Regions from separate parts of the Mus musculus genome. Here region 2 is linked to region 1. The links are chromatin contacts, found by POLR2A ChIA-PET in ENCODE. All regions are on one chromosome and are shown on one strand. The core of a region is the stretch at or near the end of the contact, and the rest is flanking DNA. Distances in the headings are between cores, read along the strand shown. Region 1 holds the start of Ccm2 (cerebral cavernous malformation 2). Region 2 holds the start of H2az2 (H2A.Z histone variant 2).

Region 1 (4,487 bases), core at 228-2,727:
ATTTCCATCACCCACATGGCAGCTTACCACCATCTGTAACTCCAGCTCCAGGAGTTCTGACACCTTCACATAGATGCATATGCAGGCAAAACACAAATGAAAATAAAATAAAAATAATTTTAAAAAATCTATAACTTTACTCTGGCAGGGCCCGAATGCCCGTGCTCTTGTAATTTTTACCTTCCTGATGTACCAAGGGTAGGAGAGAATAAAGCTTTAAAATTTTACACACACACATTACACATAGTTTTGGCTTGGGTGTGAGATTAGTGAACATAGAGGCTTGGGTGGACCATAGGGTCCATAACTTTCCAGGGAACCCACAGCCATACCCTGTGAACTGCCTCTCAGCTATCATGTTTTAAATTTTATTTTCATTAAACATTTCTTCTTAGAGGTGTAGATCTGGAGGCGAAGGAAGTTGAACTTGAGCCTTAGAGCATGGATATGATGACCTGGCCATTGTGAACCCTGATTTCCTTATACCTTCCAGCTTCCCAAAAGCACCTTTGCATTTGTGTGTGGGTGGCTGAAGCCTAGATTAGAAACACCATAAACTCAGGAATGTGAATATCCATCAGAATGCTTTTTTTTTTTTTTTTTTTTTTTTTTTTTCGAGACAGGTTTTCTTTGTATAGTCCTGGAACTCACTCTGTAGACCAGGCTGGCCTCAAACTCAGAAATCCGCCTGCCAAATGCTGGGATTAAAGGCATGCGCCACCACTGCCCAGCCAGAATACTATCTTCAAGATGTTTTAGGACAACCCATACAGACAACAGGTTGCATACACTACCTAGAAGGTTGCTGTTGGCAGCTATTGTACATTTTTGGATTCTTTTATGAGACTCTGGTCCAACGGTTGATCCTGAACTCATTTTCCTGTCTCTAGCAGCCAGGTGCTATGATTACACAGGAGTGCGCCGCCACGCCCAGCCAGAATAGAAAGTTACTAGAAAAGGGTTTCCTTGTGGCTCAGAGTAAAAAGAGAGGGATGCCAAGTGGCAGCGCGCCCAGAACCCGGATTGGAGACTGACTCTGTCCCTTCCCAGGGGCATGTGGCCCGCCTCCCTAATCGCGAGGCAGGCTGGGAAGTCGGCCACCCTAAAGATGGCGGCAGAATTGAAAAGTTGGAGCCACTCCCGCGCGGCCCTGAAGGGTTCGGGAGAGCTAGGGATGGGGGGGGGGGTACTGGGGCGCCTTTCCAGAGGGGATGGGAAGGACTGGGGTAGGCAGGTGTGCTCCTCCCGCCCTGAGGAGGCATGGAGGGGCCCGGGGTGACCCTGGGTCTCTTCAGGGGCTTTGGGAAAAACAGGGAATCGCCCTTCTTGGTATCGCCCTCCTTGGGCCCAGCGAGTGCCTCTAGGCGGAAGTGCGGGAGCGCCGAGGCAGTGGGCGGGGCGTGAGGGGGCGGGGTCTCCGGAGTGGGCGGGCTCCCTAGGTCCGGAAGTGCGGGTGGGGCGCGGCCGGGGCGGAGACTGCGGGCGGGCCGGCGGCGCGGTGAGCGCGGGGGTGGCGGGCCCAGAGCGAGCATGTAGCGGCCGCTGGCAGTGGGGCTCCCGGGGCGGGCCGCGGGGGCCGCACGCGGCGACATGGAGGAGGAGGGCAAGAAGGGCAAGAAGGTGAGCGCTCACCGGCGCGTCCTGCCGCCGGGCCGGGGCGTGGGGTGGGGGTCCCTCGGGGTGGGCGGGCGGGCGGGCGGCTGAGCGGGCAGGGACAGCGGTCAGGTGGGCCTGCGGCTCCCGGAGGAAGTGCCGCGCCTTTCCGGTGGGGGCGTCCCCTTTGCCGCTCGCCCCCGGCCTGCTCCAGACGGCCTGTCAGGGGGCCCGCCTTCCCCGCGCGCCGGCCTGGGGCCACAAAGGAAGTGGGCCCAGTGAGGGGCCAGAAGGTGGCCTGGGCTGGAACTTGGGCCACTGGGCTGTGCCGTGACCGGCGAGGCTTTTGCTGCCCACTTGGCTTTGTTTTTGGATGTCCAGTAAAAGCAAAGATGGACTTAGCTTTTCGGCGGGTTCTCTCGTCGACTGTCGCTCCTATTTAATACCACTGAGTGATTTTAGTGACGTTATGTTTGGCAGTAAGATTTAGGACATGGTTCAAGAGGCTCCTTCGTTTCTGTAGTTTAAAAATGTGGCTTTAATTACAGGCTTGAGTAGTTGATAAAGAACATTTTAAGAAGCCTGGGAAGACCATGTGGGAATGAACCGCTTAAACTGCCTTTAAAGCGAAAAGTGGGCTTTGATAAAATGTATCCCTTTCAAATAAATGCTTTGCAATCTTCATGTTTGCCTGTCATTTTCATTTGATAAATGTGTGCACGTTGTGGACAAGTTTAAAACAGACTTTGATGTCCTAGCTCAGCACCACCCGGCCTCCTTGTAGCCTTTAATTGGCCACACCACTCACCACCTTGTTTTAGGAGGTGTCCCATTTTTCAGAAAGTCTTACTTGAAATAGAGTGGCCAGGTGGCCTTCAGGGAATCCAGGCCAGCAGCGCTGCCCCCACTTTCTTTTGTTTGAAGACAGAAAGTTGCACTTGTTATTTAGATGTCCTGTCAACTTGTTACCTCCAAAGATGGTTTAAAGCTGGGAAATGGGCCCAACAAAGCAATTCAGCCTACAAGTATAGAAGGGGTTTGAGCATTGTAAAAGGACTTAGCTAGAAAAGAGGGTGCTGTTGAGGAAGGACTTGGCCCAAGTGTGGCTGATGCTGAACCGTGCCAGCTGGTCTTTGCAATGCCAGTAGCCTACATCCCTGGAGACATTGTATTTGTCTCACACTCTAAGTGCCCTGTAAGACACCTGGCCCACGTTCTTGTTTGGGACAAATTGCCTGGCGGTTTATGTTGTCTTGTATATCATACCAGTTTGGGTAGAAGGCTGAGGAGCAGAGAGAGGCATTAAGACTTCCCCCTGAGCTTTTGGATCAGTAGCAAGACAATCTCTTTTTGTTTTGTTTTTCAAGACAGGGTTTCTCTGTGTATCCCTGGCTGTCCTGGAACTCACTCTGTAGACCAGGCTGGCCTCGAACTCAGAAAGCCACTTGCCTCTGCCTCCCAAGTGCTGGGATTAAAGGCGTGCACCACCATGCCCAGCTCTTGTAGCAAGACAATCTTACAGTTATATGCAGTGAAAAAAAAATAAGTACAGAAAAAGGCAGTGGTTAATTTCAGTGTCTCAGTTAAAGGAGATAATGCGTGTGTAGGGATCTATGCTAGCAGTTGTAGGCATTCTGTCACCTGCTTTAGTTTGTTCCCTGTAAACAAGTGAGACAACCTTTGGGACCTGAGTTTCTATGTAGGCCATGACTGAACACAGTTTACCAGGTATCTTCCTATAAGGAGCTTGCAGAACCTTCCTAATATGTTTGTCTTTGAGATACACTTTCTCTGTTATGTAGCCCTGGCTGTCCTGAAACTCAGATGTCTAGATCAGGCTGGCCTTGAAATCACTGAGGTCCTGCCTTTCAGTACTGGGTTAAACGCTGGGCTACAACACCTGACTTTTTTATTTTTATTTTATTAAAATTTATTTATAATACATAAGTACACTGTAGCTGTCTTCAGACGCCACCAGAAGAGGGCACCAGATCTCATTACGGGTGGTTTCTGGGATTTGAACTCAGGACCTTCAGAAGAACAGTCAGTGCTCTTACCAGTAGAGCCATCTCGCCAGCCCCCCTCCCCCTTTTTAAAGATTTATTATTTTATGTATATGAGTACACCATTGCTCTCTTCAGACACACTAGAAGAGGGCATCGGATTTCATTACACATGGTTGTGAGCCACCGTGTGGTTTCTGGGAATTGAACTCAGGAAGAGCAATCAGTACTCTTAACTGCTGAGCCCTCTTTCCAGCCCTATACCTGACTTCTTAAGGTGCTGTTTAATATGAAGTATCTCCTCCAACTTAGGAGTTTAAGTGTTTTTCTCCCCCCCCCTTTTTTTTTTTTAAAGATTTATTTATTATACATAAGTTCACTGTAGCTAACTTAAGATACACCAGAAGAGGGCGTCAAATCTCATTGTGGGTGGTTGTAAGCCACCATGTGGTTGCTGGGATTTGAATTCAGGACCTTTAGAAGAGCAGTCAGTACCCTTACCCACTGAGCCATCTCGCTAGCCTCTTAAGTGGTTTTCATAATGGTCAGTTAACAAGAGGTACTTGTTTTAAACATTTAATGAATTCATCCCATTTCCTACCAAGACAGATTCCCTGTGTAGATCTGGGTGTCCAGGAACTGGCTCTGTTGGTCAGGCTGCTCTTAAACCTAAGAGATTGTCCTGTCTCTGATGGGACTAATGGTGTGCACCACAACAGCCTGGCTACAAATTCAAACTTTTAATACATTTTACGTTTGGACGTTTAAATGCACCCAGCTCTTTCAAAAAAGTGCAGACGAGCCTATGAAAGTATGAATGGGTGCTGAAGATGTAGTTTGTTTGGTGTAGTGCTTGCCTGCTAGGTATGAAGCCCTGGTTTGGATCTCCGG
Region 2 (4,678 bases), core at 109-2,608, 100 kb before region 1:
GTACCTATCATGTGAAAATGTAGATGAAACACAAAGTAATAAAACTGATGTTACAATGGATTTAGTAATAGATTTGCTCAGGAAACATTGGCCCAAGTGAAATTTAGCTAAAGGTGGACCGCCTCTCAAACCCCTCGAAGATAAGCAGTATGCTAAGCAGGCCTGCAAATTAAAAACATGGAACTTAGGATGTTAGGAGACAACTGTTCACCAGGATGGGCCACCCAATCAGACTCATTCCCGTGACAAAGGAGACAGAACTGATCTATGACCAGCAGTTAGGCCCAGATAAAGATAAACCAGCTTGTAATTCTGCAAGGTAGGTATGATGACCCTCGGTAATAACTTTGAAAAAGAACAGTGGCATACTTAAAAATACTCCTAGCCATATGTAGTAATATGTATAAATCTATCCACTTCAGCGGTCAGACTTGCAATCTCCTGTCTCTGCTTAAATTGTTCAAAGTGTAACCTGGGACCTCAAAAGAGATGTCAGGATAACAGAGTCTGTGGAATGCACACATCTAAAATGTACATAAATTAGTAAGCTCTTCAGTTGGAGGCAGGCTCTTGCTTGAGTCTTAGCCCAGCCAGACAAGCGTCAAAGAAAAGATAAAGAGCTTTTCCTTAACTAATCTCTAAGTGCATGCAGAGAGTCCTTCTTGGGAAGGCTTACTATTTCTATAACAGCGAAAGCATATTTCAAGCAGGATACCGACAGAAATATAATTCCAAAAAGAGAGCGTCACTCCCCTTAATCTTGGTGAAACACATAGGTCTCGATTGGTTTTAGGACTTTCCCCTCAATTTCAGAATGGGGCTAAAGTTTTACTCACTTTCTTTCTTTAGAAGTCACTTTCAACTAGATCTAAACTACAGAATGAAAAGATACTTTAAGATGAAGCCAAGTAAATAAACTTCTATTCCAAAGAATAACCGGCAAGCCGCTGACGAGGCGAGCGGTTCTGGTGGGCAGGATCAGAACTCCTCCGATCCTCAGCGGGGGGCATTACGTAACCCTGAGCCGAAGCCTCAGAACTCGCAGGGCTACAGCCGGACCTCCTCTGTGCGGCGCAGCACCCGCCCCCCTGCTTCTGCCTCCCGCGTCCGGCGCGCCCCCCCAACCCCCGGCGGAGTCCGGAACAGCGGGCACTCCGGCTCCGAAGCGCGACACCGCCCACTCCCGATCCCCCAGGTGGAGCAGCCGTCCGGGGCTTCTGCGCGCCCACTCCACGCGCGACCCCGCACTCACCATGGTCTCGGCCGCGCGACGCCCACTGCAGCCCCGCGCCGCCGCCGCCGCCGCTCTCGCAGTCGGACCGCCGCAGCCAGAGCGGGACAATGCCCGGGGCCCGCCTCGCGCCGCCTCCACCAATAGCCGCTCACGTTGTTCGTTTGAACCTCGGCGGCCGGCCAATTGTACGCTTCCTTCTAGCCATAACTCCGCCCTCCCGGTGCCGCCTCCCTAACCGCTGTTTGTTTTTTGCACACGGCCCTTGGAGGTGGGCCCTCCGACCAAACATTGACACTCTCTCCGCCGCTCTCCTTGCGCGGACTTCTGATGAACAGAAGAATGAACCAATGAGAGAGGAGGAAAGCCAATGAAAACATTGTCGGCCGCACGGGGGCGGGAGGCTGGGAACAACAGCTCGGTGAACCAATAGACTGGAGCGATTCGGCACAGCTGTGCCTTTCCCGCCCATTTCAGAGCCCGCCAGGACTTCTTTGCTTTGTTTTTCTTCAATTGCAACAAGTTTAAGGGGAACGTTTAGGTAGCACAGGGTCAAATGTCTAAAGTAGAGTTACCTTTGTGCAAAAGCTATTGTGAAAATTTAGGAATAAGTGTATATCGTAGTCCGCACCTAGTTAAATTCTCTAGCTATCGCCAACCCATTCACACAACTTTAAAAGGTTTTATTATTTTTGTGATCATCAATGAGCCCGGGAGATTTGGGAGAGCCACATCCATTTCTCAGCTAGAGAAACGCACTTAGGTGAATGTAGTCATTTGCATACAGCCTTCATCAGAAGTCTTAGACTTTGTTCTGGTTCCAGCTTCAAAGCTTAATTTTTTTCCCATTAGGAAGCACAGACCAGTTGTAGGAGTTAGTTGTGAGCAAAATAGTTTTCTACGGTTTTTGTTGTTGTTTGTTTGTTGTTGTATTGAGACTTCGTTCTTGTGGTAGGATTTTTCCAAGCCATTGTTTTAGAAATTTATCTCCAGCTAGACAATACCTGTCTCAAAATTTGAATTGTTTCTTTTGACAGGGACTATAGCTCTGAGATCAACCTCCATCAGAAGAAGCAACTTGGAGCAGGTCTTTATGAAAAAATAATTTTAATGCTAAACGAGGAAGGGATGAACTTCTAAATGAATTATTCATTTAAATATATGGACAAGTACTTGAGGGGAGTGGGTGGGGTGGGGTGGGGTGACGTCTTTGATCCGAGCACTCAGGAGGCAGAGGCAGGTGGATTTTTGCGTTCCAGGCCAGCCTGGTCTACAAAGCAAGTTCCAAGACAGCCAGGACTACACAAAGAAACCCTTTCTCAAAAACAAACAAACATGGGGCTGGAGCGGTGGTTCAGTGGTTCACTGACTGCTTGTCCAGAGGTCCTGAGTTCAATTCTCAACAACATGGTGGCTCACAACCATCTGTAATTGGGTCTGTTGCCCTCTTCTGGTGTGTCTGGAGTATAGCAAGTGTATACACACACACACATAATCTTTTAAAAAAAGATATGAAGATATGGACAACTGTGAGTGGAATGAATGGAATAATGTGTTCAGATAACAGAACCCTGTGTTCAAGTTTGGAATCAGTTCCCCAGGCAATACTGTAATCAAATGATAATGGTCTTACCAGTGTACCAACCATTATACTTCTAAGTATTGAATTCCCTACATTTTCTGACCCCTGCTCACCTTGTCTTTTATCACTTCCCCCTAACACCTTAAACTCCACTCTCCCTTTGCACACCTTTTTGCCTTTTCTTAAAGCAGTCCTCTTGCCTTGCCTCACTTAAGCATCCTTTAAGAGTAAACACAGCTAGATCCGGTAGGACACACCTGTAATCTTAGCACTTAAAGACTGAAGTGAGCTCTTTCCGAGCTGCTAGCTCTCCTGCGAACATGGTGAACGTGCCTAAGACCTGCCGGACATTCTGCAAGAAATGTGCAAAGCACTACCCCACAAGGTGACACAGTACAAGAAGGGCAAGGAGTCTTTTATGCCCAGGGAAAGCCGCGTTATGACAGGAAACAGAGTGACTATGGTGGGCAGACTAAGCCTATTTTCCACAAAAAGGCTAAAACTACAAAGAAGATTGTGCTGAGACTGGAGTGTGTTGAGCCCAACTGCAGATCTAAGAGGATGCTGGCTATTAAGAGATGCAAGCATTTTGAATTGGAAGGCGACAAGAAGAGAAAGGGCCAAGTGATCCAGTTCTAAGCAGATTTTGTTATGAAGGCAATAAAATCCTGACCTTTCAACCCCTTTGATTGCAGTTGTTCTTTTGGGAGGGAATAAATTAAAAGCTTTCAGAAATTAAAAAAAAAAAAAAGACTGAAGCAAATGTCACAAGTTCAAGACCAGCCTGGGTTACATATATAGAGACTCTGTCTCCAGGAAAGACGAAAGAGCTTACTGCAGACAGTTTTCAGGACATCTTTCATTGACATCCCAGTCAATGTCCCCTTCTGTGTGCCTATAGAACACATTATATATTGTCAGGGTCTCCACCAGTGTATAGAATTCCTTCTTAGGTTATTCTTTGCCTAGTGTTCTAGAAATGTCAGTTGACAAAGGGAAAACGTTTTAAATCACCAAGGTAGTGTCACATATGGAAAGACCTGAGCAGATCCAGACTCCTTTACTCACTAGTTATGTGATTTAATGAAGTTGTTCATATCACTAAGCCTATTTTTGCTTTTAATAAAACAGAAAACAGAACTCCCTATTCTAAAGGTTTGTGTGTGTGTGTGCACGCGCACATGTATTAGTATCTGTGCAAACATACAAGCATGGAGGTCCGATGAGGGGGTTAGGTATCTCTCTCGCTCTCTCTTTCTCCACTTGACTTCCCTGAGCAGGGTCTCTCACTAATCCTGAAGCTTGTGATTTTGGCCAGGCTGGCTAGCCAGCAAACTCCCAGGACTCATCTGTAAAGGTATCCGATTTGGGGGTTTGAGGCACACGTGAGCGTTGTTATAGCATCTGTAAAGGTATCCGATTCGGGGGTTCGAGGCACACGTGAGCGTTGTTATAGCATCTGTAAAGGTATCCGATTCGGGGGTTCGAGGCACACGTGAGCGTTGTTATAGCATCTGTAAAGGTATCCGATTCGGGGGTTCGAGGCACACGTGAGCGTTGTTATAGCATCTGTAAAGGTATCCGATTCGGGGGTTCGAGGCACACGTGAGCGTTGTTATAGCTCTTGGCTTCAGAACTGAAACTCTTGACCCTGAAGACTTGCTTGCATTCCTGGGCTCTCCTGATGCACGGGGCTTGCAGTTTCTGTGCTGCAGCTCCTGACAGCCTTTTATACCCTTTTCAGTCTTGGCTCTGTGCCCTCTCTCCTCTGTCCTTCCTCACATGACCACTCTTGAGCTGTCTGGCTGCCTCTTCAGCTGACAAGCAGCTGGTACCTGTTCCTTGTTTAGATTCACTGCCACTCC

The links. ChIA-PET counts read pairs that join two places held with the same protein, here RNA polymerase II (POLR2A).
Region 2: POLR2A ChIA-PET joins it to region 1 with 12 read pairs in embryonic stem cell. The contact joins the promoter of H2az2 here to the promoter of Ccm2 in region 1. POLR2A ChIA-PET finds 5 or more read pairs at or near these places in 3 of 5 experiments (Patski and embryonic stem cell).

Annotation. Positions count from the first base shown.
Region 1 is chr11:6,545,410-6,549,896 of GRCm38, forward strand. It overlaps Ccm2 (cerebral cavernous malformation 2), which reads left to right and starts at 1,478. Exons shown (of 10, transcript NM_146014.3): 1 at 1,478-1,620. The coding sequence starts at 1,591. It also overlaps the pseudogene Gm24000.
Region 2 is chr11:6,443,085-6,447,762 of GRCm38, forward strand. H2az2 (H2A.Z histone variant 2) reads right to left here and starts at 1,359. Exons shown (of 5, transcript NM_029938.1): 1 at 1,253-1,359. The coding sequence starts at 1,255. It also overlaps the pseudogene Gm11970.